Regions from separate parts of the Homo sapiens genome. Here all the other regions are linked to region 1. Evidence: chromatin loops called from intact Hi-C (ENCODE). Cell type or tissue: Calu3. All regions are shown on one strand. Each heading gives the region's core, and the rest is flanking DNA. Links, peaks and the distances in the headings are about the cores only.

Region 1 (10,338 bases), core at 896-8,895:
AGGAAAATGTTCTTTCTGCCATTGCCACTTTAACAGTTGGACATGCTTAAGCAACAAATACAGCCAGTATAGGGAGGACTGTCAGTAGCATCAAATGGCCACATACCTCAATGGCAAAAGACTAGATGGTTTGTGATTTAAAAATTAATGAGTCGAGATGAGACTATTTTGGTATTAAATGAGAAAATTGCCTAACACAAGGGAAGGGTTTACAAAAGAATGCCAATTAGTGTTTCAACAGAGTTAGGATTTTCCAAGTAAGAGTAGCTGGTAGCCATCCAGCCATAAAAGGAACGAGAGTCTATAGATTTGTAAAAGTAAAACTGCTATATTTTGTATCTTCAAATCTTCAATATAAAGAATTTAAAGAACCTGAAACAGTTAATGCATGATTCGTTATATTGGAGGGAAAAAGCAGGGGACTGATAATACAAAATAATGGCAACTTTAAAGATCATTTCTACGTGGATGTTTGGTTAGAAACATATTCCAATGCTCTCCTCTTTCTCTGGCCACAGCATCCTGGCTCAGCCCAGCTGTGGAGTAGAGGTGGTAAGATCCACAGAACAGATATCCTCTGGTAGATAAGCTGACATTGATGATACTTTGAATTTACCAGCTGGTGAAGCAAACGATTAATTTGTGATTGAACTGAAAAGCAGTTGAATTGTTTTGACACCAGAGGCTGAATCTAAACCCTTTACAGGAAGAGCAGAGCATACTATACATTTCTTAGCAGATCTTCAATTCTGTTTGAACATGATGAAGTAACCAGGGTTTAGTGAGATCTAAGGCCGTGAAGTAATTCACAACCAAGATCTTATGAACGCATTCAGATGTGAGGGGGGCAAATATGTTTTCAAAAACTTAGTGTGCAATAGAGTCCATTATAGAAATTAACCACTGCTATATGTTTTAAGTAGTTCAATCACCTGTTGTGGTTCAGTCTTGATTATTGTTTATTTTGTTAGGTGATAAGTAGGAAGATGCACTTGTTATCCCACACTATCTCTTGTTTTGTTTTGTTTTGTTTTTAAATAATGAACAGTGCAATCTTTGAACTTGAGTTTTTAATAATGATAGCAAAGACAATGGTGAGAACTTGAAACAGCCAGCATATTTTATATTGCCAAAGTACTTACTGATGACTGACCACACTGTCTTGTGAGGAACTGGGTCCCCTGCACTGGATCAGAGCCAAATGCAAGCCACCCATCAGTTCAGAGGAAGCAGGAAAACATCTTTTGGGTGGTGCATAGAACATTGAGCTCTTAAAAACCCGGAGAAAAATTAGGAATTTAGAAAGTAAGTGGGAGGTAGAATATTGAGTCCTTTTTTAAAAAAAAGAATTGATGTCTAAATATGTAGTCTGAACTTAAGTGTCCTAAAACCTTGTTTTTTGTTTTTTTGTTTTTTGAGGAGTCGTCTTGCTCTATCACCAGGTGGGAGTGCAGTGGCACAATCTCGGCTCACTGTAACCTCTGCCTCCTGCCTCCCGGGTCCAAGCAATTCCCCTGCCTCAGTCTCCCAAGTAGGTGGGACTACAGGCGCACACCACCATGCCCAGCTAACTTTTGTATTTTTAGTAGAGACGGGGTTTCACCATGTTGGCCAGGATGGTCTCGATCTCTTGACCTCGTGATCCACCCATCTCGGCCTCCCAAAGTGCTGGGATTATAGGTGTGAGCCACCGCACCCAGCCAAACCTTGATTTTTTTAGCCACCTCTGGGATTGCCTGGGTTCCCTTTGGAGAAGAAACTAAAAGTTATGGCCATAGAAAAAGCCCTGGTAAGAAAATATTTGAATGGTGTAAGATGGTGGAAGGAAAGCCATCCCACACCCCTACAACATATGTTCTGGCATTTATAAACTGCTTGATTGTGTGCCTCAAGGGGAGAAAAAGTCAAGCAATGCTTCAAAGGCCAGGCTTTCTAAGCAAATGAGTGGTTCAAAGCAGTGTTTGGCTCAAGGGCAGTCTGGTTTTATGGATAGGGCCGACCCAAGACATCTGCTCATGAAGAAATGTGGCATCTGTTGCCATTTCCTAAACTATAAGGTTTAGATAGATTGTCTTGAATTTTGATAGCAAATTTTTTTAAATTTATATTTCTGCCTCCTCGTACATCCTTATATATGGAAAAAAAAGTAAGAGTTCCTCAGATCAGAGCTCAGTAGCTGTGTCAATTTGAAGTTCAATCAGTGTAGTTGTCCTGGGGTGATCGCTGACTCTGCTCTGTTTCATATTTCAGTTGCTTGCTCCAAGGAGAGAATTTCTGAGAACAATGGGTGTTAGCAACTTTAAGTTACTCCCCAAACGTTTGCTGGCCACATTCTCATTTCTAAACATCTGGATCTGGGTAAAGGTTTGAATAGATGTAGGGAACAAAATTGGTTTTTCCATGGTGTAGTCTAATTTTGCCAAATCACCCAAGAAAGAAAGTATATGACGTGTGGAGTTTGCATTTCTTGGATGGGACCTATCGGGTCACCCAGCCCAGTCTTACAGTCATAAATTCCTACCTCTTAGTTCCTGCCAAAGGGCCTTCAGCCTCTGTGTGCACACTTATTGAATGAATGCTTTGCCTAAAGTTTGGCCTTTTGAAGAAAAACAGCATGTGATAATATAAAAATATGAGAGTTTAAAAAAAAAAAAGATCTCTGCCTCTCTTCTCTCTGCCTCGTCCCACCTTGCTGTCTGTCTCATTGTCTTTCTCTCCCCTCACCATGCGCTGAATTCAGATTTCTCTTTCTTTTATTATAGGCATGTTGTTTTGAATGTGGACTTTGTGGGAGGGAGAGGATTGTTCTGAGAACAGAAACTGGAAGATACGTCTGAGTTGATGGGACCAACAGGGCTTTGCTCCTCTGTGAGGGCCAAAGCCATTGATACTTGTCGGGGGTGATGAGGGCTTTAGCATCTCAAGGCAGACATATGAAGTATTTACTGCTAAACTATATTACTTACTAGTACAAATCTGTTGGAATTCAGGGGCAGTCTAAGATTTGGTGAGTGAAATGCCATCTGGCAAAATCGAGAAGAGAGTGTGGCCTGAGAGGGGAATGTTCAGCCTCACTGTCACATTAAGGGTACCTCAAAATACATGGTCCTTCCAGTGTGTTCCTTTTCCTTCCTCCATTTCACTTTGTCCCCTCTTCTTCCTTTCTCTCCCATTTTCCTGGCTTTTTAGCACTCAGCTTTTTTTTATAAGTATGTATTTACTTTTTATTATATATTTGGTCCTTTGGGACTTTGTGATGATTAAGAATTTATTCCATTCAGGATTTTAAAATGATGTGTTTAATATTTTGTTCTCTTAAACTCTTTTGAAGCTATGCTGCTAACCAGGTATAGGCCAGAAAGGAGGTGGCCCAGTCAGTACCTTGCTCACGTCAGCTAAGGGGGACAGTGATGTCATGTGGGTGACTCTTCTTCATTTGACCAAGGCCAGCCTCCTGTTCTTACCTCTGCCCATTCATTTCTGGCTATGGGAAAACTACCACCTGTTGAGTGAGCCAATGAGGCCAGGAAGATCAGAGGGGCTGGGTTCCGGCCCATGGGCCACTATTTGAATTTCTCTGTAGTAAGCTCTTTGTAGGGCTGGCTCCAACTGCAGTAGCCAAAGAAAACCTGTCTGACTCGACATTTTAATGCCTGAGAGTTGGTGAAAGTTCAGCTGAAGCTAATGTCTAGACATCAGCAGTAACTAGGCATCCAGAAAGTAGCTTCAACCAAAGCTAATAGAGCCCAAGTTTCCGCAGGAAGTTTGGTGCTGAGCTGTCCAGAGCAGTTGTTTATCTGAGTGTTGCTAGCCCTTAGCCATGCTTTCTTAGCTTTATTCTCGCCTGTTCCTAGGCATAGCCTGAACCAGAGCTATGGCTCACTGCTCGCTTTATTCTACTCCCTAGTCATGCGGAACAACATAGTCTAAAAAGGAAGATGTGGACTGGGGAGTTAGGAGACCTGATTTCTATTCCCTATGCTTCTACTAACTAGCCTCGAGATCTTAACCGCTCTGTGCCTCAGTGTTCCCATCTGCAAAATGGGGATAGTGTTAATTGCCCTACCTACCTCACAGGGTTGTTGTGAGGATAAACTGAGACAATGAATTCAAAGCAAGTTGACAAGTAAGTGCTATGCAAATTGTAAGAAATGGAAACAATCATGTTAAAAGCAATGGAATGGACATTGGCAGAAGGGTTAATGGATTGTCCAGCCCTTTCTCTGTGTGGCTTAAACCCAGGTCGCCATTGCTTTATACATTTTCACTTAGCACAGATTTGTAATTATGCATGTAATAAAGCACAGCCTTATCCACCCTGGTGTCTGGTGTGTTTCTAAAGACCCTAAACTTGGTAGCTATTGATTTCTGATCAGAAAACCACAGGGGCAGAGTGGAAGGTTCAGGGGAGGGTAGCACAAAACACAACTGCAAACCCCTACTGGCAGGCCCACTGCTTAAAAAGATTTATTAAATAGTTATTTTCACATTTACAGACTCAGTAATACTCTTTACCATAAGGAGGCAAATAAGAGGCAGCTTGCGTTTTTGGAGATGTTCCAGATACCCGGATACCTCATTCATTGTGGCTACTTAAATGTTCCTGTCTCATACATTGGTGATACTTTCCTGATGATGTGAGAATTGGCTGGGAGCTGTATTTTTCTCTCTCTTTGAGCTCTTAATGATGTAAGGTCGTGGGCTTTGACAGGCCTCTTGCCTACAGCTACTTTGTACAAGGAGGAGGATGGGTAATCAAAACGGTCCTCCCATGAATACTAGGATTCTTAGTACCCTCTTTATGGTGTATTGGGATTAAAATGTCTTCTGTACGAAATCCTCTGAAGTTACCCTGTAGATTAAAGTGGGGTGAGGTATGGGGAGGTTGCTGTATCTGTGGACATTTTCATGCCTTGCTGGAACACGGAAAGCTACACTTTGAAGTACAGCTTTCCTACTTTCTCACTCTATTTTTCCTGTGTCTCACTCCCCCACTCACTCCTGCTCTCTGTTAGCCAGGCAGTACTAGGAAGACAGTGTACCATGTGTCCAAGTTTTACTTTAAGAATTTCCCTAGTTGACATTTGATCACACCTGCACTGGTGTTGACTTGATTTCTTGTTGCTACTGAGAACTTTAATGCCTTTGGCCTAGTTGGTGTCATTTCAGGAAGGACACCTCTGTGTGAAAATGACTCCCTCATAAGCCTAAAATCCCACAAAATTTCAGTTATTGATGTTATTTATCATTTTACCGTACCCCTTCCACACTACCGTCATTCCTGCCTCTAATCTCTATACCTTTTAAGAAATAGCATTACATCTGTTACCAGCTATCAACAACTTGCTGTGAATCAGAGTGTCATGTCTAGTCACTGTAGAGCTCAGATAAAAGGTGCTTTGATGGAGTATGAAGTACAGACCTATCCATCATCTCTTACAGGAGCAGCCCAGAGAAAAAGCTGGAAATAACCACCAGATGTCAGTGCAATCATTAAAATACTGATGTGGCTGAGGTCTGGCCGGAGGGGAACTGTGAGGGGTAGGCAGGGCAGGAAGCATTAATTCATATATGTAGCTCGGTGCTGGGAATGCAAAATTCAATCATATGAGTATTTCTTCCTTTATCAGACATTCTCTTAATGTATATAATACACTTTATGCTTTTCTTATTGTTTTTAAAGAAATCAACCACAAGGCAGTCCCTGCCTGTAAGGAGCTTACTGTCCTGGTATCTGAAAGTTGTAGTTTCTTTTTCTAAGCAATGTCCCAGGTGAAAACATTGAGGAAAGAAGGGCTCTAATTCCTCCCTCAGTAGGGGTGGCCATATCATTTGCTGTATGACTGGGGCACTTTTGACAGTGGGAGGGACAACAGGCATAAACTAGGACTCTCCCAGGGCAACCAAGAAGTGCGGTGGTTCTGTTCCTCAGGGATCTTCAGCTCCTGTCCTTTGGAGTCTAGCTCCAGGCCTCCCAAGCTCTTTTCCTAGCATCTCAGGCTCTGCCCTCCCCTTGAGCTCCCAAGGCCCCTCCCCTGGACTCTCTTTCCTCCCTCATAATAAGCCCTCTCAACTGCCACTGGGTTGTGGGATAAGAGAAATGCTCAAACAACCTCAAGTAAAAAATTCATATATCAAAAACAAAAATAGAGCTCTGAGAAGAGAGCAACGTTCAGGGTAAGAGGTTCACTGGGGCCTCCTCAAGCTGCCAGGTTGAGGATTTTCTATACCTATATGTTGCCCACTGCTAGTGTCTCTAAATCGACCATTTGAGCATCTTCATTCCAGAGGTTGCAGATAGAAGAGAAGGTAGAGAAGAGGGAATAAGCATAGGATTTGATGCCAGAGGACCTGGACTCAAGGTTTACTACCTTGAGGAATTGGCTACCTTTCTTTTATTATTTTTTTGAAGACAGAGTCTCACTGTGTTGCCCAGGTTGATCTATAAAGTCCTGGGCTCAAGCGATCCTCCCACCTCAGCCTCCCAAAGTGCTGGGATTACAGGCATGAACCACTGTGACCAGCTACCTTCCTTGATGAAACAAAACTCAGGATCTCTATGTTTGGCCTTGGATGAACAGCCTCCTCTTGAAAAGGGGCTTCTGCATCTCACAGTATGGCTTTGTGTTCCACAAGATTCTCCTTGCCTTGGAGGCAGTTTTCCTAGTTACCTCACTGGCCTAGGGGTGTGGTGGAGATCATCCCCTTTTTAATATTCTGGCTCAAGTGTGCCTCCAGAGCCCAGCTGAGCTGAAAGTAGAACTTTTCATCTAAAAGTTTGGGAAAAATGGGAGAGAGCCTTCGTGATGTACCATGAAATCAGCCTAGCTCACCCATATTGGTGGCTCCCAAACCTAGCTGTACATCAGAATCATCTGGGTATTAAAAAAGAGATTCCTGGACAGTTTGGCTCCAGACCTTGAGCTAGTATTTGGAAAACCCTGGAAGAGCATTCCAGGCTTCATCTCACCCTAAAGTCATATCAGCCTCCTGTGTGTGGGCACCATCTTAACACCTGCCACCACCTGAGAGAACTCCTTGTCCTTCTGCTTGTTCACTATTGTATCCCAAGCATCAAGTGTAGTGCCTAGCACAGAGCAGGACCTCAGAGAATACAGTGCTTGCTGAACACTGGCTGGTGGTGCAAAGCTGGACTGCTTAGTTCCTGTTTCCTGCCTGGAGATATGTCTCTTACCTGGTTGTATACCACCTTCTGGGCACACTACACTTACCCGGCCACAGGGGGTTCTGGCTCTTACATTACAAGTCACAACCTGATCATCACCATTGAAGTACAACCCTGTGTGAGTGATGGAGGGCATGCTTATTTCAGGCTCTTTTACTTCTTCACCAAGTGATTTTAGGCACATGACTTGACCTTTCTGGACCTCAGTAACCTCATCTGCAAATTAAGAATGATGATAAAACCTGCCTCATTGGACCATCAAGATGATAAATTGAAAGTAGGTACTCACTGGGCTTTACAAATTGGCTATATGAACATCATTGTTATTCATTTGGTCCTGTGAGCTAAAAGAGCTAATGTATGAGGAATAGTCACTTCATTCAACCAATATTTAATGAGCTCCTACTCAGTGCCATGTACTATACTAAGTACTAGGGATACAATAAAAGGAAAAAACAGATCCATTCCCTGCATGACAATCCAAAATAGTCCATTTTGAATGGCATAAACCAGCAGTCTTTTTGTTGTTGAGACAGGGTCTTGCTCTATTGCCCAGGCTGGAGTGCAGTGGCTGATCATAGCTTGCTGAAACCTCAACCTCCTGGGCTCAAGCAATCCTCCCACCTCAGCCTCCTGAGTAGCTGGCACTACAGGCATGCCCCACCACACCCAGCTAAGTTTTGTATTTTTTGTAGAGATGGGGTTTCACCATGTTGCCCAGGCTGGTCTCAGACTTCTGAGCTCGAGAGCTCCACCTGACTTGGTCTCCCAAAGTGATGGCCAGCAGTCTTTTCTAGTGATAAGATATTTTTACCCCTTCAAGTCCAATGTTTGCGGGCTTGGCAGCCTCTCCTTTATATTAACAGAATCTTGGAACCTCTCCCACCACAATGTTTCCTGACTATTTTTCCCTTTGAGACTCTGAATATGTCACTAAATCAGGGCATCCCAGGTACACTCAAACCAGTCTTGTCATTTATGGTTTTCAAGAGGGACACACTCACTTTATTCCTCCCTGTTCCAACTCCCATTTGGCCACATCTGAGCCTACAAAGACACTCAGAAAACCCTTGCCCCAGAGATCACCCAGCCTGACAAAGTTCCTTGTACCCCATCCGCCCTCACCTTGTCCTCAAGCATGATGCCTCTTGCTAGTTCTAGTTACAAAATAAAAACTCCCTTGTCTATAAGTGGATACCAACAGATATGACTGTGTGTATGTGGAAATGAGGGTTGTCTTCATTAGCAATAATATACCAGAAGTGCTTTATTACACAAACATCCTTGAACTTTACTACAACCCTGTGATATAGGCAAAATATGAAGAACCCAAGACTTGGTTGTGATTTGCTCAGTAACTCAGAGGCAGGAAGTGATGTAACAGAAACTGGAACTCAATGTCTTTGACCCCAAGCCCAATGATCTACTACTAATTTTGTGGCTCAGTGCTCCTGTTCATCCTGAACATTTTCAGGCCAATTTATGGGAAGAAGGTAACAGAAGCTTGCCTGGTGAAGTTGGGCAGTTGGCCTGGTGTTAAAAATTTACTGTGGGTAAGAATCTGTATAGAGACATATAGATGATTAGAAACAATTCTAGGAAGGGGATCTCCAAAGAGATTTCTTTTAAAATGTGAATGTGAAGAAATTGAGAAGTGGAAATGGGTGGGGGTTGAGGAGCAGTGTCTGGAGTCCTGTATTTATTAATTTGCCTCCCTTAGTATTATTTGGAGTTTTACCAAGAGCTTGTATTACTTTTATTATTTTTTTACAAGTAAAGTAAAGATCCAGGAAAGGAAATAATATTTTTATATGTGATTATAAGGATGTGTTCATCTCATCAATTGGAAGCTAAATTTGTTTTTCCTATGAACTAATGATGAACAATGAAAACTAAAGCCTCAGGTCCAGTAAGTGGATGTTATGATGAGAATTTCCATCCCTAGCGGGGGGGCCATATGACTCATGCTGGCATCGGGGGCTGTTTTCTCTCATAATCTAACACAGCAGCCAGAATTATCCTTTTAAAACATTAATCAGATCATGTCACTTGCTGGATTTGAAACCTTTTGGTGACTTCCCATTATATCCAAGGCAAATCCAACCCCTTCCCCTGGTCTCTCAGGTTTTCCACGTCCTTCATGTGGTATGGCTTGCTAACTTGATGTGTTGAAGTGTGTCCTCCAAAAATTCATGTTGAAGTCCTCATTATCTCTAAATGTGACCTTATTTGGAAACAAGGTTGTTGCAGATGTAATTAAGTTAGAATGAGGTCATACTGGCATAGGGTGGGCCCCTAATTCAATATGACTCTTGTCCTGATAAGAAGGGGAAATTTGGATGCACGGAGAACATCATGTGAAGATGAAGGCAGAGATGGGGTGATGCTTCTACAAGCCAAAGAACAGCAAAGATCACCAAAAATCTACCAGATGCTGGGGGAGAGGCGTGAGACAGATTATCCCTCCTAGCCCCCCAGAAGGAACCGACTCTGCTGACACCTTGATCTTGGACTTGTAGCCTCCAGAACTGTGAGACAGTACATTTCTCTTGTTGAAGCCCCCAGTTTATGGTACTTTGTTATAGCAGCCCCAGCAAACTAACACGCCTCCTCTCTTACCACTCACCCTCTTCTCTCACTTGCCCCCAGCACAGTATCTTTTTTTTTTTCAGTTACACACACACACCAAATGTATTCCACCCCAGGATCTTTGCACTGTATGTTTTAGCTTTCTCAAATGTACTTCCCCCAGACCTTCACATGACTGGCTCCTTCTTGTCAATCAATTTAAATGTCTTTTCTTACAGAGGGCTTCCCTGACCCCCCAGCCATTTTTAATTGCATCATGCTCATTTTTTTCTTTGGAGAAGTCATCATTATCTGATATTTTTTTTGTTTGTTTATAGTATATCTTCCCCCAATTACAATGTAAGTTCCATAGGCTTTTTGTTTGTTTGTTTGTTTTAGAAATGGGGTCTTACTCTGTCACCAAGCTGGAGTGCAGTGGTGTCATAGCTCACTGCAGCCTCCAACTCCTGGGCTCAAGCGATCCTCCCACCTCAACCTCCAAGTAGCTGGGACTGGACTGTAGGAGTGAGCCACCACACCCTGCTAGTTCCATAGGTTTTTTTCACCCTTGTATCCCCAGATTC
Region 2 (10,338 bases), core at 1,307-9,306, 480 kb after region 1:
TTTTTAAATTGAGTCATTTGTTTCTTATTGATGAGTTTTAAGAGTTCTTTATATGTTTGGATACAAGTCCTTTATCAAATATGAGTTTTGCAAATATTTTATATATACTGTCTTTTCATTCTCTTAATATTGTCTTTCACAGGGAAGAAGTTTTTAATTTTGGTAAGGCCCAATTTATCAAATTTTTTCTTTTATAACATGTGCTTTCGGTGTGGTATGTAAGAACTCTTGGCCTAACCTAAGGTCACAAAGATATTCTGTTTTTTCTTCTCAAAATATTATAAATTCTACATTTTAAATTTAGCCTTAGGAACCATTTTGAGTTTATTTTTGTGTAAAAATAATTCGGGTTCATTTTAAAAATATATGGATGTCCAAATATTCCAGCACCATTTATTGAAAGACTACCTTTTCTCTTGTTTCCTTTGAATTTTTGTCAAAAATCAGTTGACTCTATTTGTGTTGGACTACTTCTTGGCCTCTATTTTTTCACTTGATCTATGTGTCTATCCTTCTGCCAATACAATAATTACCTTTATTTTTTATAGCAGGATAATAAGCCTTAACATCCAATAGAGTAATTCCTCCAAATACCACACTGTGTTGATATAGTTAATAGTAAGTCTTGAAATAAGATACTACGAGTCCTCCAACTTTATTCTTTTTGAAAATTATTTTGGATATCCTAGTTCCTTTGCCTTTCAATATGAATTTAAGAATCACCTCGTTAATATCTAGAAAAAAAATCCTGCTGGGATTTTAATTGAGTTTGCATTGAATTTATAGATCGATTTTGGGATAATTAATATCTTAACAATATTGAGTCTTCCAACATATGAACATGGTTCATATCTCCATTTATTTAGTTTGTCATATCTTTCATATATGTTTCATAGCTTTTAGTATACATATCTTGAACACTTTTATTAGTTTTCTACCTATTTCATTTTTTCTGGTATAATTGAAAATTGTACTTTTAAAAAAAACTTTCGATTTCTAATTGTTCATTGCTGGTATACAGAAATGCAATTAATTTTTGTATATTGACCTTTTATTCAGAGACCTTGATAAACTCATTTATTAGTTTTAATAGTTCTTTTGTAGATTCCATGGAATTTCCCACAGAGACAATTTTGTTGTGTATAAATATAGTTTTATTCCTTCTTTTATATTCTGTATGCCTTTTATTTTTCTAGTGTTATTGCGCCAGGTAAGATTTCCAGCATGATATTAAATAGGAGTGGTGAGAATAGAGATGCTTGTCTTTTCCATAGTCTTAAAGAAAAAGCATTCAATCTTGCATATTAAGTATGATGTTAGTTGTAGATATACTGTATTAGATTAAGGAGGTTCCTTCTATTCCTAGTTAGCTGTGAGTCATTTTAAAAAAGTTTGATTGAGGTATAATTTACATTCCATGAAATTCACCTATTTAAATAATTTCTAGTAAATGTATAGTTATGAAACCATCAAATCCAGTTTTAGAACATTTTCCCCTACCCGCAGTTCCATGAATCCTCAATCCCAGGAAACCTACTTTCATTGTCTTTTCCTGGACATTTTATATAAGAAGGGAAACACTGCCTTGTATTCCTGTATTTGGTCACTTTTTGTGGGGGGAATCACCCCCTTTCAGTGCCGCTAGGCCTTCCAGTGTCTTTAGGTGGGCGAATAGAGTTTCCAATCCATAGAGTACAGAAAAATGTTTTCCAGGCAGGACAGCTTGTTGTGGTGGGGTCACCCTGCTTGTACCACTGGGGCCATTGGGTGTCTCTAGGTGAGAAAAGAAACTCTCTGGCCCATAAGAATGAAATGCACTTTCTCTGGTCACTTATCATTACTGGAGCTCCTACTTGATCACCAGTGCCACTGGGCCCAACTGGAGTAATTAGCAGGACTCCCAACTGATCTGGAGAAGGCATGAGCCTACCTGAGTAACCTTTATCTGATATGTCAGGGTCAGGAGATTCCAGGCCTAAATGCCTTCTGTTGCTGGGTGAGGGGTGGTAAGACACACAACTGCTATGTTGCTCTTCCAGTACTGGGGTCCCTAGCCAGTCCATCTTCCTCTTTCCACCATTCAGAGTCCTCCTACGGTTGCTTCTTGTGTTATGTCATAGTTATATTTAGCAAAGAGAAGCAGAAAGAGATGAGTTTATGTCCTCTTGTCTGGATCAAAGTCCCTAGACCATTTACATTTTAATGTAACTATATATGTCTGGATTTAAGTCTTCCATTTTGTGTGTGTGTGTGTGTGTTTGTGTGTGTGTGTTCTGTTTGTTCCCTCTGCTTTTCATTTCTCTGTTTTATTTTTCCTTTGGATCACTTCAATATTTTTAAAAAATCGGTTTTGATTCATCTGTAGTGTTCTTGAGTGTATCTTTTCATATAAAATTTTTAGTGGTTGTAGGCATTACATTATACATAAATAACTTATCAATGTCTACAGACATTTTAACGGTTTGAGTGAGGTATAGAAATCTCATATCCTCTTAAATTTCTATTCTTCCCCCATTTATAATTTTCTCAAATATTTCCTCTGTATACATTAAGAACACAATCAGACAATATTATAATTTTTATTTAAACTATCAAATGTAATTTAGAAAACTTAAGTGGAGAAGGAAAGTCTATTGCATTTACCCATATTTTAACTCTTCCATTGTTCTTTCTTCTTTTCTGATGTTCCCAAATTCGTTCTTTTATCATTTTTTTCATGCTTCAAGAACTTACTTTAGCCATAGCAAAGGTATATTGGTGACAGATTCTTTTAGTTTTCCTTTGTCTGAGAATGTCTTGATTTCCACTTATTTCCTAAGAAATATTTTCACTGGACATAGAGATTAGCCTATAATTTTCTTTTTTGTCATTTTGTTGTCTTCATTTTCCTTTGAAGTAAGACTCAAAGCCCTTGCAGGGCTACAGTCTAGCATAACACTAGATTTGTAATACTCACTATTCTATGTTTTATTTTAGAACTGTTATTCACATATGAGAGGGTGCCTCTGAAGTTGTGCAAAATAAACAGCCAATTGCTGAAAGTAAGAGGAATTGGAGAGGTTTAAGGAATACAAGTGGAGATTTTAATAGGCACTGAAAGAATGGGAGAGGGAACTGACAAGTAAAATGATGGCTGAGTGATGTTGAGGGTCCAGCTGAGAAAACAAGCCATCTCTTTGTAGTGGCTTCAATCTGCATAGCTGGGTGGTTTTCTTTTGCAGCCTGAAATAGAGGGTAGTTGGAAGCAGCAGTGAGAGGATAAATTTAAGGAAAGCTTTAAAAGTTTTGTTCTTGTCTCTCCTCCAATTGCCTACCTACATTATCTACCCTTCACTACAGAAATCGGCAGAAATATCTCCAACCATAGTTACCAGTGTATGGAGGGTGTATCAGAGTATATCAGGGCAGCAAAAAAGCCCTGCTTGGTTGAGTGGGAGGCTGTTGAAAACAGATAGGGACTCCCCTGCTCCATTGTTCATTCACTCCTCCACACTTTTCAAATCCCCAAAGTTGATGAGTTACAACCTGGGACACTGATACCCCCCCAGCACTGCTTCTTTCAAACAAGTTTTAAGATGAAGCCTTGATCATATCAGTTGCTTATAGAGTGGCAGCAAATGGGAATTATTAACATGTTCTGAGCTACCTGGGGCTCTCCTTTCCTCACTCTTCAAACACAATGAGGCTGACATAGACTAATACAGAGAAGGTAAAGTGCATGCACACATACACGCACACACACAATCACAGAACTTAAACATAAACTTCTCAAAGTTTCCAGAGAGAAAAATCAAGTCCTCTACAAAGAAAGGAATTAAATTGACAACAGACTTTTAGCAACATTGAATACAAGACAATATTTTAAAGGACTGGACCTGTAATGCTTAAAATGACTTTGAACCTATAATTTTATATTCAGCCATTTTTAAATTAATTAATTTATTTATTTTTATAAATTTTTTGAGACGGAGTCTCGCTCTGTTGCACAGGCTAGAGTACAGTGGCGTGATCTCGACTCATTGCCACCTCCACCTCCCAGGTTCAAGCAATTCTCCTGCCTCAGCCTCTCGAGTAGCTGGGACTACGGTGCGTGCCACCACGCCCAGCTAATTTTTTGTATTTTTAGTAGAAACAGGGTTTCACCGTGTTAGCCAGGATGGTCTCCATCTCCTGACCTCATGATCCGCCTGCCTCAGCCTCCCAAAGTGCTGGGATTACAGGAGTGAGCCACCGTGCCAGGCCAGTTTTTGTATTTTTAGTAGAGACAGGGTTTCACCATGTTGGCCAAGCTGGTATTGAACCCCTGACCTCAAGTGATCCACCCACCTCGGCCTCCCAAAGTGCTGGAATTACAGGCATGAGCCCCTGTGCCCAGCCCATTTTTTAACTTAAATGTAGCATAGTAATAAATATATTCTGTGGCATGCACTATCTCAGAAGGTTTGTCACACAAAGACCCTCATTGAAGACAATTTTGGAGGAGGTCTTCAAATTAGAAAGGAAAAAAATACAGGAGATGCTGCAAAGACATGGGGAGTAAGGGCAAGTATACACTGGTAGTATAGTTTATTGCTGACTTGATAATTAAATACTGAGCAGAAAAGAAGAAAAAGTGTATATCCATAGTAACTCAGAACAGATATTTTTAAACATTATCAAAGTGATGGGGAAGGTGTGGTGGAACTCAAAAAACATGAGAACATTTTCAAGTACTTGTAATGTTAAGAGAAAAATGTAGATACTGATAAATTTAAGAAACTAATATGGTTAAATTAACATGGGTATTTGTTAGTTAAGGGCAACTAAAATAAGAACCAAAATGGCAGTTATAACTTGTAAACCAGAAGAAGAAAATTCATCCTATTTTGTAGAAAATAGGAAAGAAGAAAAATATAAGTGATTCAAAAATGATTTACAGTGTGGATTTCCTCTAAATGTTGAAAACATCCACTATGTGTCCTGGGTGACAGTGGTTGAAGCGAAGTAGAATTGAGGCATTCAACAGAACTGAGAAGTTAAGGTGTTGGATGACATGTCTGCATGGATACCATTACCAGAGCTGAGAAAAGTTTATCCTCCTTTAAGACTTCTGTCTTTGTATTTTCCTCCCCTCTATCCTCTTGGCAAAACCCTATAATTTATGGGGAATGAAAAAATTAACAATTTTAATCGGAGAGGGCTGTATGGGAAGTAGAATCTTCAGTGGAGTGCCAGGTCTCAATTACAGATGTGCAGGAAATGTTCAAATAAGAGGGACAACATTTCTGTATATTTTCATAGGCTGAGCTTATTTTACTGTGCAACAGGGCACCCGGGAAAACTGTGGAAAGGTTTAAAAAGAGGGGATTCTGTGATGGAAGATAACTGGGGAAGGAATTCATGATTATATTATGAGAGTAGGAAGAGGATAGGTGATAGTGTGAGGAGGTGCTTGCCTTTGGGTGGTGTCTAGGGATTACAAGGATAAAAAGCATAGATAAAATTGGCTGCACACAAAATCCCCAACATTACTTCACATTGTTTTATATCCAGAATGAGCTGAATTGTTAGATGATAAACAACCAGCACCCCTAACATTGTCCCACCTCCTCACTGTAGTTTACTTGCTGTGTTCAAAGCAGAGATAAAGCCTCCTCCAGTCCCCATTCTTCCTTTCATCTCTTTTCTTCCTCTCCCATCTCTCACTTCTCCCTCACATCCCCATATCACATCACTACTTACTGCCTCTGGACAGTTCAGTGGCTAGACAAGATTACACCTAACGTAACCATTGGACAACTCATAGGACTTTAGACAAAGGTTGCCACCTTGTGGTCAGAGGCAAAAATAACCAAGGGTCTTGGGTCACCGACTTGAGTGTACATCAGAATCAGCTAGAGGGCTTGTTAAAATAGAATGCTGGGCCCCAATCCCATATTTGCTGATTTAGTAGGTCTGAGTTGGGACTTAAAAACTTGTATTTCTAACATATTCCCAGATGATGCTGCCATTGTTGCTTCAAGGACCACACTTTGAGAACCACTGCTTTAGACAAATCTTTTTCAGGATAGGTAGACCTCCATTTGGTCATCCAAGATTGGTAGAATTAGAGTTTGAACACAAACATGTTTGAATTAATTTTTTGCTACCTTATTATTAGGAAATGCATGTGGTACTGCTTGGGCAACAGCCTCACTTGTTTTCTTTATCCTGGACAAGGTAACCACTAAATAAAGAAAGAAGTGGCATCCATTCTCCCTGCATAGATTGAATGTACCATGGTATATGTAACAATTCCAGTGCCAGGCACAGTGCCTCATGCCTGTAATCCTAACACATTGGGAAGCCGAGGCAGGAGGATCGCTTGAGCTCAGGAGTTTGAAGCTGCAGTGAGCTATGATTATGCCACTGTACTCCAGTCTGGGCCACAGAGTAAGACCCCACCTCAAACAAACAAACAAACAAAAAAACACCCAATTCTTTTACTGTTGGACATTTAGGTTATTTCCAAATTTTCACAATTGTTAAACAAATTTAAAGTTAACTCTCTTGTTCCAAACCCTTCTCTTGTCATTTCCTGAATACCATTGATAGAATAACTTTGATGCAATTTAATGATGCTAAAGTCTCCTGAGTGAGGATGGGTAGGATCAAAGGGAATATGGGAGCCAAAAAATCCTATTCCACCAAAAGTACTACTATAAGCAAAACTGGACACAGGCTCCTGCTCTCTTGGAGATTACAGTCTAGCACAGGATTCAAATATTAATCAGCTATTCATACAAGTAAATATAGAGTTGTGGATGTAAAAATGCTGTGAAGGAAAGATCAACAGTGTGGTAGGCAGTGTGATAGTACTTGGGAATTTTGTTCCCAGATTGTAATAATAAACTTTTAAAAATTGGCTACTAACATTTTAATAATAAATTTGTTATGATTAATATTTTGACATATTTTCAAATTTATGCCTGTATACTGGAATTTCAATATATAATGAGGATTTTTGGATTTGGGCTTAGTTTTTGCTTAATCTTGATTTTGATACCTAGCTGTGGGGGTTTGTCCTGCAGACCTTGACTTAATGATGGATGAATAACATATACTGACACAGATATTTTGCCTGTCAGTCCGGCTGAGGGTCTGGGCCACTTATAGACACCAAGGAGGGTGGTGTAAAGAGTTGCAGCTGCAGCCCTGACTTGCTGGCCCTACTGGCATTTATTTAGCACACATTAAATGACAAAGGCTTTGGGTCAACACCATTAGAGGGTAATTAACCTGGTAGCCTTCTCCCTGAGAGAGCCATCCTGCCCTTGAATGATCAAAGGTTAGTTTTAGGACCACATGAATAAACAAGTTATTTAGATAAACTCCTCTACATTCCTATGTATCTATGCCCTAAGCTTTTAAGAGAATTCAGCTGCCTTCAGCCAAACACTACTGAAACCATGCAAACCCCCAGGCCTTCCAAGAGGGTTTGTGTTTATTTCCTATAATTTCACAATTTCTCCCACCATCCTGACTGAACCCCTACACCTAGCCAAGCATCATTTGGCTAAACCGCAGATTAAGTGAACCTCTACCACATATCTTATACCACTTTGCCTCTCTGTGGGGGAAAATTTTTCAGGTGGTCTTTATGATCCCCACCTCCTGGTGTTCACACCCCTGTATAATCCCCTCCCCTGGAGTGTAAGTGGGAAGTGTGGCTTGATTCTAAACAATAGAATATGGCAAAGGTGATGGGATGTCACTCCTGTGATTACAATATATGACTCCATCTTGCTAGCTGATTTTAGAGTCTTTCTCTCTCCATTGCTTGTTTGGAAAAAGCAGCCAGCCATAAGTCTTAAAGCCACAAGGAAAGGAACTGCTCAGAACTAGAGTGAGCTTGGAAGTGGATCCTTCCCCTGTCAAGCCTCTAAATGAGAGCCCAGCCCTGACCAAGACCTTGATTGCAGTCTTACAGAGGACCCAGCTAAGCTGTGCCTTGACGTGAAAAACTATGAGATAGTAAATGTGAGTCATTTTAAGCCATTCAGTTGTGGCATCATAGTAAAGGAATATACCTCCTCAGCACTTCAACCCCTTTGACTTGTATTCAGCATTCTTGGTCTCTCATATGACACTCCCTCTACCCGGATTGTTCCCTCTCCTTCTTCACTTCACTTTTGCCTAGCTAACTCTTTCAGGTTTTAACTGAATTGTTACTTCCTTTGGAAAGATTCTCTTAACTTCCATTTTGGAGATTTTTCTTCCTTGAAAAATTTGGATTGACACTGGTTTTAAGTCATCCTCATAAGATGTGAAAAATTCCCAAATAAGATTTTTTCCTAAAGGAATCATGAAATGATTAACTAAAATTTAATATGTACATAAAGGTTATTTTGGTTACTATTGTGAATGCTAACACCTCAACCAAGTGTATAGTTTAAAATTATAATATACTTGAACCTCTATTATTTAAAGTTTTCAAAGACTGTCTCAAAATTGATATAATATTCTCCCTAAGGTTATTTAGTGAGTGTATGCTCTCATAATTTGTATTAACTACCAATCTGCTTCCATATTTAACTATTTGGAAGTTAAGTTTTATGGAGATAAATTTAAGAGTTCTTACAATCAGCATTATTGTATTTTATTCTTTCAAAGATACACATTTATTTTTCAACGGATTGACAGAATTAAAATATATAGAACATAAGAGATTTTCTCCCTAGTTTTATCTAGAATGCTTAACTATGTTTTAAAGTGAATATTAAAATATTAATAACTCCAAATGACTTCCATTATTCATATTACTGTCATTATTATGCAGTAGCCTAGGTGATCACCTGATCATTGATCATGCACAAGTTTAAGAATGTCAGAAATAATGGTTTTGGTAGACTGTATTATTTGTTAAAAATTATTCATTTCGTCCCCACCCTATAGGTAGAGTATACCTTAGTGTCCAATTGTCCTTAGGACTGGCTAGTCAGTGACTTGCTTTAGTCAATAGAATGTAAGTAGATGTGATGTGCAGACTCTAGGATGGCCTCCATGTTCCTCACCTCCTAGTATTCATGCCCTGGTACAATCCTCTCCCCTTGAGTGTGATGGCCCTGTGACATGCTTCTAAATGATAGAATATGGCAAAGGTGATAAAATGTCTAATTTGTGATTATATTACATTCTATATGATCTAGTCTTACTATCAGATTCACTTTAGAGACTCTCCTTACTAGCTTGATGAAGTAAGCAGCCATGTTGCCATATTATAAGGAACTGTGGCAAGGCTTCTAGGAACTCTGAGCAGCATCTAGGAACTGCAGGCAGCCACTAGGAGGTGAGGGTGGCCTTTAGGATCTGAAGGTAGTCTTCAGCTGATAGTCAGAAAGCAGTGCCCTCAGCTCTATGGCCACAAGAAAATGTATCTGCCAACAATATGAGTGAGCTTGGAAGCAGATTCTTCCACAGTCAAGCCTTCAGATGAGATTGCAGCCTGGCTGACACCTTGACTGCAGCTTTGTGAAACTGTTAAGTAGAGGACACAGTTAAGTTATGCTCAGACTTCTGACCCACAGAAACTGTGAGGTAATAAATATGTGTTGTTTTAAGCTACTGAGTTTGTGGTAATGTTATAATAGAAAACTAATACAATGGGCATGATATACCCTACATCAGAGCAGCCACTTAAATATCCTTTCATGGTTTGGCTCTGTCTCTCTTGAGCTTTTGACTTCCAAAAGGAGAAACATGTACCCAAGAGAGTTGCAGATCTTTCATCTTCAGTCCCTGAATCAGAAGATTCATGATGGTACCTGAACCCAGCCAAGGCCAGCAAAGTTGTAGCTAGCCATTAGCCTTCATGTGAGATGAAAAGAAAATGTTTGTTGTTGCAAACCACTGAAAACTGAGGGTCATTGGCTGCTGCAGCAAAAGCTAAGTAATTCAATGCTGAAGAAGATATTTGGCTATTCAGTCTTTAAATATCAAAGCCAAAGCTATAAATGAATCTGAAAAGCAGGTTTGCCCAGATAATGAGGTTGAAGCTGATGTTGGTACATCATTAGGCATAGATGGGCATGCAGAGCCTCACAGGCAATGGAAAGGGCTTTGAAACCTATCAAAATGACCTAGACAGGAGAAGGGGTGATATAATCATATTTGGGTTTTGGCAAGATCACCCTGGCTACAGCATGAACAGTCTACAGAAAGCAAGAAATGGCATAAGAAGAATAGTTAGGCTAATGATGTAGTTCAGAGGATAATAGTTGTGGAAAAATAAGTGAATAGATTTGAGACATATTTAGGAGACAGAATTGATAGGACTTGGTGATCAATTCTATATGGAAGGGGTGAGAAAGAGGAGGATGT
Region 3 (10,338 bases), core at 964-8,963, 350 kb after region 1:
CCCATCCCTAATCCCTGGCAACCACAAATCTATTCTCCTTTTCTATAATTTGTTAATTCACAATGATTACATAAATGAAATCATTCAGTCTGTACCCTTTCGAGGTTGGCTTTTTACACTCAGCATAATTCCCTTTGGGTTCATCAAAGTTGTGTTGCTGAGTAGTATTCCATGATAAGAATGTGCCATGGTTTTTATAGCCTATGGGTAGTCTCCAGTATTTGGCTATCATAAATAAAGCTGCTATGAATATTTGTGTGTACATTTCTGCATGAAAATAAGTTCTCATTTCTCTGGAATATATGCCCAAGAGTGTAATTGCTGGGTCATATGGTACATCCATGTTTAATGTTAACAAAAAAACTGGCAAACTATTTTTGAAAGTGACTGTATCATTTTACATTTCCACCAGCAATTTATTTTTTTAACTTTTATTTTAGGTTCAGGGGTACATGTGCAGGTTTGTTATATAAGTAAGCTCATTTCACAGGGGTTTGTTGTACAGACTATTTCGTCACCCAGGTATTAAGCCCAGTACTCAACAGTTACTTTTTTCTGATCCTCTCCCTCCTCTCACCCTCCACCCTCAAGTACGCCCCAATGTTTGTTGTTCCCCTCTTTTTGTCCATGAGTTCTCATCATTTAGCTCCCACTTATAAGTGAGAACATGCAGTATTTGGTTTTCTGTTCCTGCATTAGTTTGTTAAGGATAATGGTCTCCAGCTCCATCCATGTTCCTGCAAAAAACATGATCTCATTCTTTTGTATGGCTGCATAGTATTCCATGGTATGTATGTGCTACATTTTCTTTATCCAATCTGTCATTGATGGGCATTTAGGTTGATTCTATGTCTTTGCTATTGTGAATAGTGCTGCAATGAACATTCACATGCATGTGTCTTTATGGTAGAATGATTTATATTCCTTTGGGTATATACTCAGTAATGGGATTGCTGGGTCAAATGGTAGCTCTGTTCTTAGCTCTTTGAGGAATTGCCACACTGCTTCCCACAATGGTTGAAGTAATTTACACTGCCACCAAAAATGTATAAGTGTTCCCTTTTCTCCACAACCTCACCAACATCTGTAATTTTTTTACTTTTTAATAGCCATTCTGACTGATGTGAGATGGTATCTCGTTGTGGTTTTGATTTGCATTTCTCCAATTATTAGCAATGTTGAGCATTTTTCTCATATGCTTGTAGGTTGCGTGTATGTCTTTTGAAAAGTGTCTGTTCATATCCTTTGCCCACTTTTTTTTTTTTTTTTTTTTTGTAAATCTGTTTAAGCTCCTTGTAGATGCCGGATATTAGACCTTTGTCAGATGCATAGTTTGCAAATATTTTTCCCATTCTGTAGGTTGTCTGTTTACTCTGTTGATAGTTTCTTTTGTTGTGAAGAAGCTCTTAAGTTTAATTAGATCCCGTTTGTCAAATCTTGCTTTTGTTGCAATTGTGTTTGGCGTCTTCATCATGAAATCTTTGCCAAGTTGTATGTCCAGAATGGTATTGCCTAGTTTGTCTTCCAGGGATTTTATAGTTTTGGGTTTTACATTCAAGTCTTTAATCCATCTTGAGTTAATTTTTGTATATGGTGTAAGGAAGGGGTCCAGTTTCAATCTTCTGCATATAACTAGCCAGTTATCCCAGCATCACTTATTTAATAGGAAGTCTTTTCCCTATTGCTTGTTTTTGTCAGCTTTGTAGAAAATCAGATGGTTATAGGTGTGCAACCTTATTCCTAGGCTCTCTATTCTGTTCCGTTGGTCTATGTGTCTGTTTTTGTACCTGTACTGTGCTGTTTTGGTTACTGTAGCCCTTTAGTAAAATTTGAAGTCGAGTAACGTGATGTCTCCAGCTTTGTTCTTTTTACTTAGGATTGCCTTGGCTATTCGGGCTCCTTTTTGGCTCAATATGGATTTTTACATAGTTTTTTCTAGTTCTATGAATAATGTCATTGGTACTTTGATAGGAACAGTGTTGAATCTCTAAATTTCTTTGGGCAGTGTGGTCATTTTAATGATATTGATTCTTCCCATCCATGAGCATGGGATGTTTTTCCATGTGTTTGTGTCATCTCTGATTTCTTTGACAAGTGTGTTGTAATTGTCCTTGTAAAGGTTTTTCACCTCCTTGGTTAGCTGTATTCTTAGGTATTTTATTCCTTTTATGGCAATGGTGAATGGAATTGCGTTCCTGATTTGGCTCTTGGCTTGGCTGTTGTTGGTGTATAGGAATGCTAGTGGTTTTTCTAGATTGATTTTGTATCTTGAGAGTTTGCTGAAGTTGTTTATCAGCTGAAGGAGTTTTGGGGCCAAGACTATGGGGTTTTCTAGATATAGAATCATGTTGTCTGCAAACAGGATGGTCTGACTTCCTCTCTTCCTATTTGGATGTCCTTTATTTCTTTCTCTTGCCTGATTGCTCTGGCCAGGACTTCCAGTACTATGTTGAATAGGAGTTCCACCAACAATTTATAAGTGATACAGTTCCTCTACATCCTCTGTAGCATTTGGTGTTGTCATTACTTTTTTATTTTGGCCATTCTAATAGGTGTATGGTGACATCTCATTGTGGTCTTAATTTGTATTTCTCTAATGGCTAATGATGTGGAACATCTTTGCATTTTTTGCTTATTTGCTATTGTATATCTTCTTGGATGAAATGTCTCTGTGTGCCTTTTGTCTCTTTTTTAATTAGATTTTTTGTTTTTTAAATGTTGAGTTTTTAGAGTTATTTATAGAGTCCAGATACAAGTCCTTTGTTGGATATGTGACTTGAAAATATTTTCTCCTAATCTGCAATTTGTCTTTTTATCCTCTTAAGAAGTTCTTTTACAGAGTAAAAGTTGTAAATTTTGATGAGGTATAATTGATCAATTCTTACTGTTCTGGCTCATGCTTTTGATAGCATATTGTTATATATTGCCTTTGGAGAAACGTTCTTCATGAAATTCTTTCTGCTGTCTTTCATGCTTTTGGAGGCTTTTACATTTATGTGCATACATGTGTGTATATGTATATGTGCATGTGTACGTGCATGCATGTGTGCATGTGCATGTACGCTGACTGGTCTAACTAGAAAAGCTTGAGCTTATTGCTCATGCATAAATGCTAATGCATATGTACTACGATGGAATTCATAGAACCATAGCTCCTAGAGCTGAATATAATACTGTAAAAGATATTATCTAGTGAGGGTTTATTTACCATGCCTGATGTGCATGGGGAGGAAATAGCTCATAAAATTACAATTCCTCTTCAAATTATACTGCTCCATTTATAAAAATTAAATAGGGAAGCATGACTATTGTGTGTGTATATATATAATATATATATATTTATATTTATATAAATCTGTCTTGATTTATATAAATGTCTTGAAAAGTATGTGGTCATACATAAGTCAAAAATCTAAAATTCGTTAATGTCTACGAGAAGTAGTATGTGTGTGTGTATGTATATATATATATATATTATATATATATATAATATATATATATTATATATATATATAATATATATATATTATATATATATATAATATATATATATATATATTATATATATATTTCACAGAAGTTGAGATCCAAGGCCACTGTACAACAAATGCATGACACACCTACTTAATAAGGAACCAACATGAATCAAAATTCAGTAAACTGGAACTCACTGCAGAGCACTGGTTTTAGGTGTTTCATACAAAGACAATCAGATTCTATGAGCTTACATTGTCAAACACTGACTAGTTATCATTATCCGCCAACTCTCAAAACCCAACTTGGCTTAAGGTAGGGCTAGATTTCTGACACTTTCCCTTGGGTTGTACCAATATTTAACCAATTTCTGTTATTTGCAGGATAATCCTTTGTGTTCAGGGCAGAGTCCAAGTGACTTGCTTGGATTTCCAGTGAGAAATTCTCTTGGGAAGGAGGGGGAGCAGTAACTCAGATCTTCTGTATTCTTTTCGGAAATCTTTCAGGACATAAATGTTGCTTTTCAATTATTTTTTTTAAAAAAGGAGCGACTTAAAGGTGACATAAAAATAGCAAGTACTGAACAAACTACCCCCACCCCAGTCAACCTCCAGATAAATGTGGTGGACAGTTTATTTGGGACCCTTAAGCAAAAACATCTGTAAAGATCCTTTGACCCTTTGTTAAATGTAAAATAAATGGATCTCCAGCCACCTGGACAACTCAAATGCAAGAGCTATTTGTGTGGTATTTCTAAACATCGAAAGAGAAATTAGGCATCTGGCAGAGGTTACATCCATTTTTTGGGTGGGAATACTTTTAACCTTTTATTAAAGCTCCTTTCTCTTTTTTTTTTCCATCTCATACCCAGTACTTCCATCTTGCAGGCTCTGGCCCCAATACCATTTCCTGGATCCCAAATGGCTGATCTGAAATAGGGCTATTTGATCTTCTGGGAGCTCCCCAGATAGTTCTGATTTATTTATTTATTCATTCATTTTTTGTGATCAGCCCAGTCTGCTTAGGGACATCTGGGGGTGGGAAGTGCTTTCTAAACAAATTACTCTATTAATTATCCGAGAATGCCCCTCACAGGACTTGACTAAAAGACATAATGCTAGACTCCTACACAGAAACACTAACTCATACTAGTAGGAAGAGAAACACACATACATCAGCAGGGGCAAATCCATATGAGTGTGCATAAGTATACACACAGCCACAAATGGACTCAATAATGCATGGAGGGCGTGAGGTAGGGAGTGGTGAGCTTCAAAATAGATTCTCTTGTTCTTCCGAGAGTCTGTAAAGTCTGCATAGCTATCAGGAGCTCACAATGAGCACTGGATGACCAGTATCCCTTAATAGTGGTGACTCAGAAGATCAGATGCCTACTATGAGTCACAGTTGAAGGTGTCCCAACAGTGAACCAGGTTAAGGGCTTCTATCTGCTTTCTGACCTAGAACTCCCCCTGCAGGATGCCCTAGGAATAATGGTCTTCATTGCCCCAGAGGGACTGCAGGAACCTGTGAAGCAGGGAGGAATGGGGAAGTGCCTCTGTATTCACCCTGATAAAATAATTGCCAGGATATTAGAATGAATTGAGTGGCATCTTTTCCTGTGGTGAGTATTGGGGCCTTTTATCCCAGAGCAGGGGCAGGGTAAAGTAGAAGTCATTGTTGTCAGCTTACAGCCTCAACAGCCTGCCCACACTAGCTTGCACACATCAGTTTCCTTCTTTGTTGAGATCACCACTACATTGCAGGAAGATCAAGCTCTGGAATGACAGTTGTATGCTAAACCACATGGTGACACCCCAAAGCAAGAACCATGTGCCCTTTAGGGTGGCAGCCCAGGGAGTAGTCAGAGGGGAGATAGCGGAAGTAACAGCATTTGAGATATTACCCATTTGGAGCCTCATCTCCTCCCTCACTCCTCCTGTTTTTCCCCTCCTTAAGTGGAACCTGGGAAAGATCCACCCAAAGGTGATGAAATATTCAAATACCTCATCAATAGCCATCCCACAGAGGAAGTGTCTGCTGTAGTAGAAGCCTTGGTTGAAACATCTAAGACAACGTTCAATGGTATTGGGACTAGAAGACACTGAGGAGAGACAAGGCGGACTAATTTATTGTTTATTTTTCCTCCCTCTGCGCAGAGATAGAAGCCACATGCCAGAGAACAGAAACCCTAAGCTGCCTCTGAGGAAATAATGTAATGGGTCATACAAAGACTCTAGTGATCAGCCTCCCTAGAGAGAAAAGGCAATGATGAAGCACAGTGGCTTCAAGAGCTGAGCCGGCTCACAACCACTCCTGTGCTACTGTTTACACCACTAGTACCACGACCTTGCTCAGACACGCATGGGGTATAGAGGGCCCCAATAGCACCTACGACTGAGTTGAAGCTTTCTTGACTGACTTCTCCAGCTACAGTACTTTAACTTTTCCCACGAAAGTCCCCCTGGCAACTGAGAGTCAATCCCTCGAATTGACTTTAGCCTAGAAAGGATGACTAACTGTATGTGGCGTTTTTTAAATATTTTCTTTCTTCTAAATCATAGAAAATGTGTAGATTAGCCTTCTGCGAGATGGACTTGAGAAACAAGGCACACATTGTTGTCCTTTATGCTGAAATGTAGTACAGGTGAGAGTGATGACTAGTCATGTATACACATGGCTGCAAATAATTGTGGTCACTATCTTCCATGCTCTACACACAAACCCTATCCTTGAGGCCAGCCTTATCCACTACTCACACTAGATATTTTTCATACTTTTGCAACTAAGATTCATATTTGGCTCCATATGCAAAAAGACATTCTGTTTCTGAGAGTTCCTGACTAGAACGGTCTGCACATACATTCTCATTTGCTGGAAGTCCAAGGCCAAGCCATGCTGTATTTCAGTGTGTTCCAGAAAGCTTTTCTTCATCCTCTAGGCTTCTGATTACTTGACCACATCATACACTGGCTGTTTAGTTTCCAACTGCCATTTATAAAACACAGAGCACCAACTCAGATGAGTGGAACTGTGATGGGAACTTGGATGTTGCTGCCCTGCCTTTTTTATCTGGCTGACCTTGTTCCGTTGGTGGGCTTCAAGTGGCAGCTTTCCACTGTATACAGAACTTGATCCTGTTGCAGGATGACACATAAGCTAGGTTTGCCTCACACTTCCCAGAAGGTCAGTGCTGTCTCTTCACAACCATTTATAATCATTTGTCTGTCTTCTAAGGTGTATGCTTAGCAAACACAGCCATTTGACCACAGCAGTGTATACATGACTATCCCTGGCATTCATGTTATTTTTAGACTACTGAGTCAAAGTTCTTCCCAGAGGACAAGAGGCATGCTCTGCCATGAGCCTCCTCTATGAAATCTCAAGGCTACTTGAGACCATGGATTAAATACCTAAATCTGTCTTCATTTCACCTAGAGATGGAGAGTTGACTATAGAAGATATCATCAACTGTGAGGAGCCTTAGGATCTTGGAGACCTTGTCAGGGTAGCCAAACTTGATATCAGAGCTCAGGTCTCTTAATAGTAGCAGATGTTGCAATGTCAATGCATAAACAGAATAGCCTTGTTCCCTCCAATTCGTCTTATGGATATAAATCCATGCATCAGAAATTGTGTCTGCCATGTTTGTTATGCTGCAATCTCAAGTTACAAGGCCATCCTAGGAAAATATAGTTGTCAGTGTTCTCAGATTCAGAACAACTCTAATCAAGAGGGGTGGCAGGGAGGAAGGCAACACAAAATAGTTTTCTTCTCTAAGTGAAAAAATAAAAAAATGGGGCTTTGAAATTTAATGGCACTTCTCTAGTCCTCTATGAATGGGAAAAAAACTCTATGTAGATATTGAATTAATGCCTCTATCTACTTGAAAAATCTACCTAGGAGAGACTCCAAGTGAAAAGAGCTTCTTTCAGGACTTAAGTTTCTCCAGCAATTTCTTCAGCAGTTGGAATAAAGTTAATACAAAACTTTGTGAACTCTCATACATTGATCATGAAAGGTCACCATTCTTTGCTGAAGGAAGTTCATCATTTTCCAGAATGATGAAAGTTCATCGTCATCCTCAATGATTGAAGGCAGGTCACCCAAGTGTTACTAATATTCTTGCTAGAGACAAGTGTAAATGAAATTGATGCCAATTCTATGCACACTGGAAATTATATATTTATATACAATTTATATGTAGAATATATATATGAGATAGTGATTAGTCAGATATTGTTAGCTCAGATGTCGGGAAAGATTAAAATAATCATTGACTGAAAACTCAGGAAATCCTACAATTACTAATATCAATGAAGTATCTACCACTTTTCTATGAAAAATTATGGCAACAGGCAAGAACTTACTATGAAAAAAGTCAGAGAGGTACATGCTAAGTACTCAGAAATACTTGTTGAATTGAATTGTGGATCTTTCTCTTAACATTCCCCTTTAACCAGAAGAGAAGGAAACAGCAGTAATTAAAGGGGATATATGACTCTGATGTTAAGATGCATTGTTAAGATAGCCATCCTTGTTGTTCTGACTTTTTCCTTATTCTGCATAGGGCACTCATCCTTTTGAAAGGAAAACGGACCAGAGGTCATGAGCAAGTATAGCATTTGCTTGAAACAAAATCAGTGTTCTCCACATTGTAGGGGCTACCATAGTTTTAAAGAATCAGTTAGGCACAAGGCACTGAACTAAGAACTTGATATGTCATTTGATCCTTAGAAAAACCTTACAAGGTGGGAATTATTAGACTGATATCATAAATAAGGAAAATGAGACGCAGAAAGGTGAGTGAGGGTCTTTGCCCAAGGTCACAGAGCTAGGAAATGACAGAGCTGGGATTGCAACCCAAATGCGTCTGACTCTGAAGCCCGCTATATTGCACTGCAACTCTCTCATTTACCCTCACACCGTACTTTCTGTAGGTAGAAGCAAATCTTAACTCCATTTTATAGACAAGGACATTAAGGCATAGGACAGAGAAGTATTATTCCAAAGAGTCTAAAACATTTCTTCTTTCATATAATCTAGGCTCCAAAGCGGGGAAGTGAAGTAAAGAAATCGCCTTCTTCACTAGGCTTCTACCTTAGAAAAATCTCTACCCAGCAATCAGTCTTAGTGACATAATGCTCAACAAGAGGCAGTGTACAAAATAATCCAACTTGCTGTGACAACACCACATTGTGGCAGAGATGGAAGCACAGCACAGTCCTGAGATGCACTTGTTAAAAAACAGTAGTAAGCAGGCAGAAATCTGGGCTCTAACCCTGTCCCCATGCTCTTTACTGTTTTTTAGTGAATGAATTCCACCATGTATTGGTGTCACATTCATTTTAAAGCTATGCAAAGTGCTTTACAGAATTCATAAGGCTTTAAAATACCTTTGAGCCTAGAATTTTAAAGTGCTTCCCAGATATTCTATGGTGGGAAATATGCTTGTTTGCAAATGGATAAATAAGAAGTGAGAGGTTAAAAGATTTATCTCAAATCACAAAGGCACAGCTAGGAATAGAGTCAGCCTGTTAAATCTCAATTCTGGGCCCAAAGCACTAGACTGGTGTGTTTTTAATCTCTTAGGAATTGTAGAACCTTTTGAGAATTCTGATCTCAGGAAGTCTCAAACAGTTTAAATGATGAATCATCATTATAAGCATTTTAAAAGTTTTAAGCCTTTTAAAAAATCAATCATTACAACCACCTTAAAATGGTATCTCATCTTAAGTCTGGATTTGTTTAGCCCTAAAGAAAGTAATTAGTCCTAAAAGGCAGGCAAGTGGCCCCCATTATCCCACTTTGTTTAGAGGAACCTAGATCATTTCTAGGCTCAAAGAGGCTGCTTTGAAAACCTTGTATTAATTATCTTGAGGTGGACTAGGAAGTGGTTTTGTAGTCTGGAGCCTTGGGCCTCAGTCTTGACTCTGATCTTCAGTTAAGTTTCCTTTAGCTTTGGTTTTCTCATCTGCACAATGGGAATTAAATGAATATCGCTAATTACAGAGGATTGGGGTGAGAATACAAGGACATAGGACATGGGAAATGCATGTGTATAAGGCATTAGAGTATGATACAAAAATCAAGGGGTAGTTTAGAAAGACAACTACATTTTTTGGCTATAACATGCCTGATTGGGAAGGTCTCTGAAGGCTCATTCTGCAATATTATAAGCCTAGAGAGAAAGCCAATTAGAAGTAGTATTCCTTACATGCATGACAAGGCCTTCCAAAAGTATGACAAACAGACATATACAGGAAACAAAACTGAGACTGAAAGATTCTCTTGAATACCAAAGACTGAATATAGATGTTCCTTCATGTAGCAACTGGCCCTGTATAAAATGCATGGGGGAATTAGCTCCCTTCTCAGACATGGACATCTCTGAAAGCCAATCAAGATCTGATGCTCTCATGGCAGAGAAAGATGGTGCATAGAAATGGGCAATCCAGAGGGGAAACGAAAGCATTGCAGACCCTCGGATGGCACCCACAAAGAATCCAGCCAGCCTGAGAAAAGGGTGAGTTGCAGAGTGGAGAGAAAATGAGACATTATCAACATCCTATGCTACCTCCTCTGACCATTTCTTTCTCCTTACTCCACTATTCACTTGTTCTCCCCCAGTTCTCTCACACCTTCAGGCTTAAAAAAAAAAAGAAAGAAAAAGAAAAAAACAGTTTTCCCATCTCTGTTCCTTTGCTCACACCGTTTTGCTTGCCTAGAATTCCCTTCTCATCACTCCTCTCAGCACCTCCACCCAAATAAGAAAAATTCTGGAATGTTCTTTTACTCATCACTGAACCCAAGTCTACCCCATCTTGCTAGGCCCCAATCAATTCTTATCTCCTTTAAATTTGA

Evidence for each region. Peaks named below come from ENCODE experiments on the same cell type or tissue, not always from the same donor. Only the 100,000 strongest peaks of a DNase experiment are listed, where the experiment ranks them.
Region 2: it touches region 1 in a loop (33-fold over the local background); 42 of 110 quality-filtered maps call a loop at or near these places.
Region 3: a loop joins it to region 1, with 4 times the contacts of the local background. A loop is called at or near these places in 4 of 110 quality-filtered maps.

Annotation. Positions count from the first base shown.
Region 1 is chrX:50,094,915-50,105,252 of GRCh38, forward strand. It overlaps CLCN5 (chloride voltage-gated channel 5), which reads left to right. Exons shown (of 15, transcript NM_001127898.4): 15 at 1-4,316. Among named protein-coding and RNA genes, the nearest start is that of MIR502, 85 kb to the left of the region's middle. In Calu3, for the core only: no CTCF peak of the experiment used is centred there; a DNase peak (open chromatin) is centred at 5,507.
Region 2 is chrX:50,574,363-50,584,700 of GRCh38, forward strand. It overlaps a transcript of SHROOM4 not described here. Among named protein-coding and RNA genes, the nearest start is that of DGKK, 110 kb to the left of the region's middle. RefSeq lists an enhancer at 7,017-7,787. In Calu3, for the core only: a CTCF peak has its summit at 5,833 (motif pointing left); a DNase peak (open chromatin) is centred at 5,809.
Region 3 is chrX:50,443,869-50,454,206 of GRCh38, forward strand. The region is part of intron 1 of DGKK (diacylglycerol kinase kappa); the gene reads right to left. Among named protein-coding and RNA genes, the nearest start is that of DGKK, 22 kb to the right of the region's middle. RefSeq lists a silencer at 6,563-6,857. In Calu3, for the core only: no CTCF peak of the experiment used is centred there; a DNase peak (open chromatin) is centred at 4,933.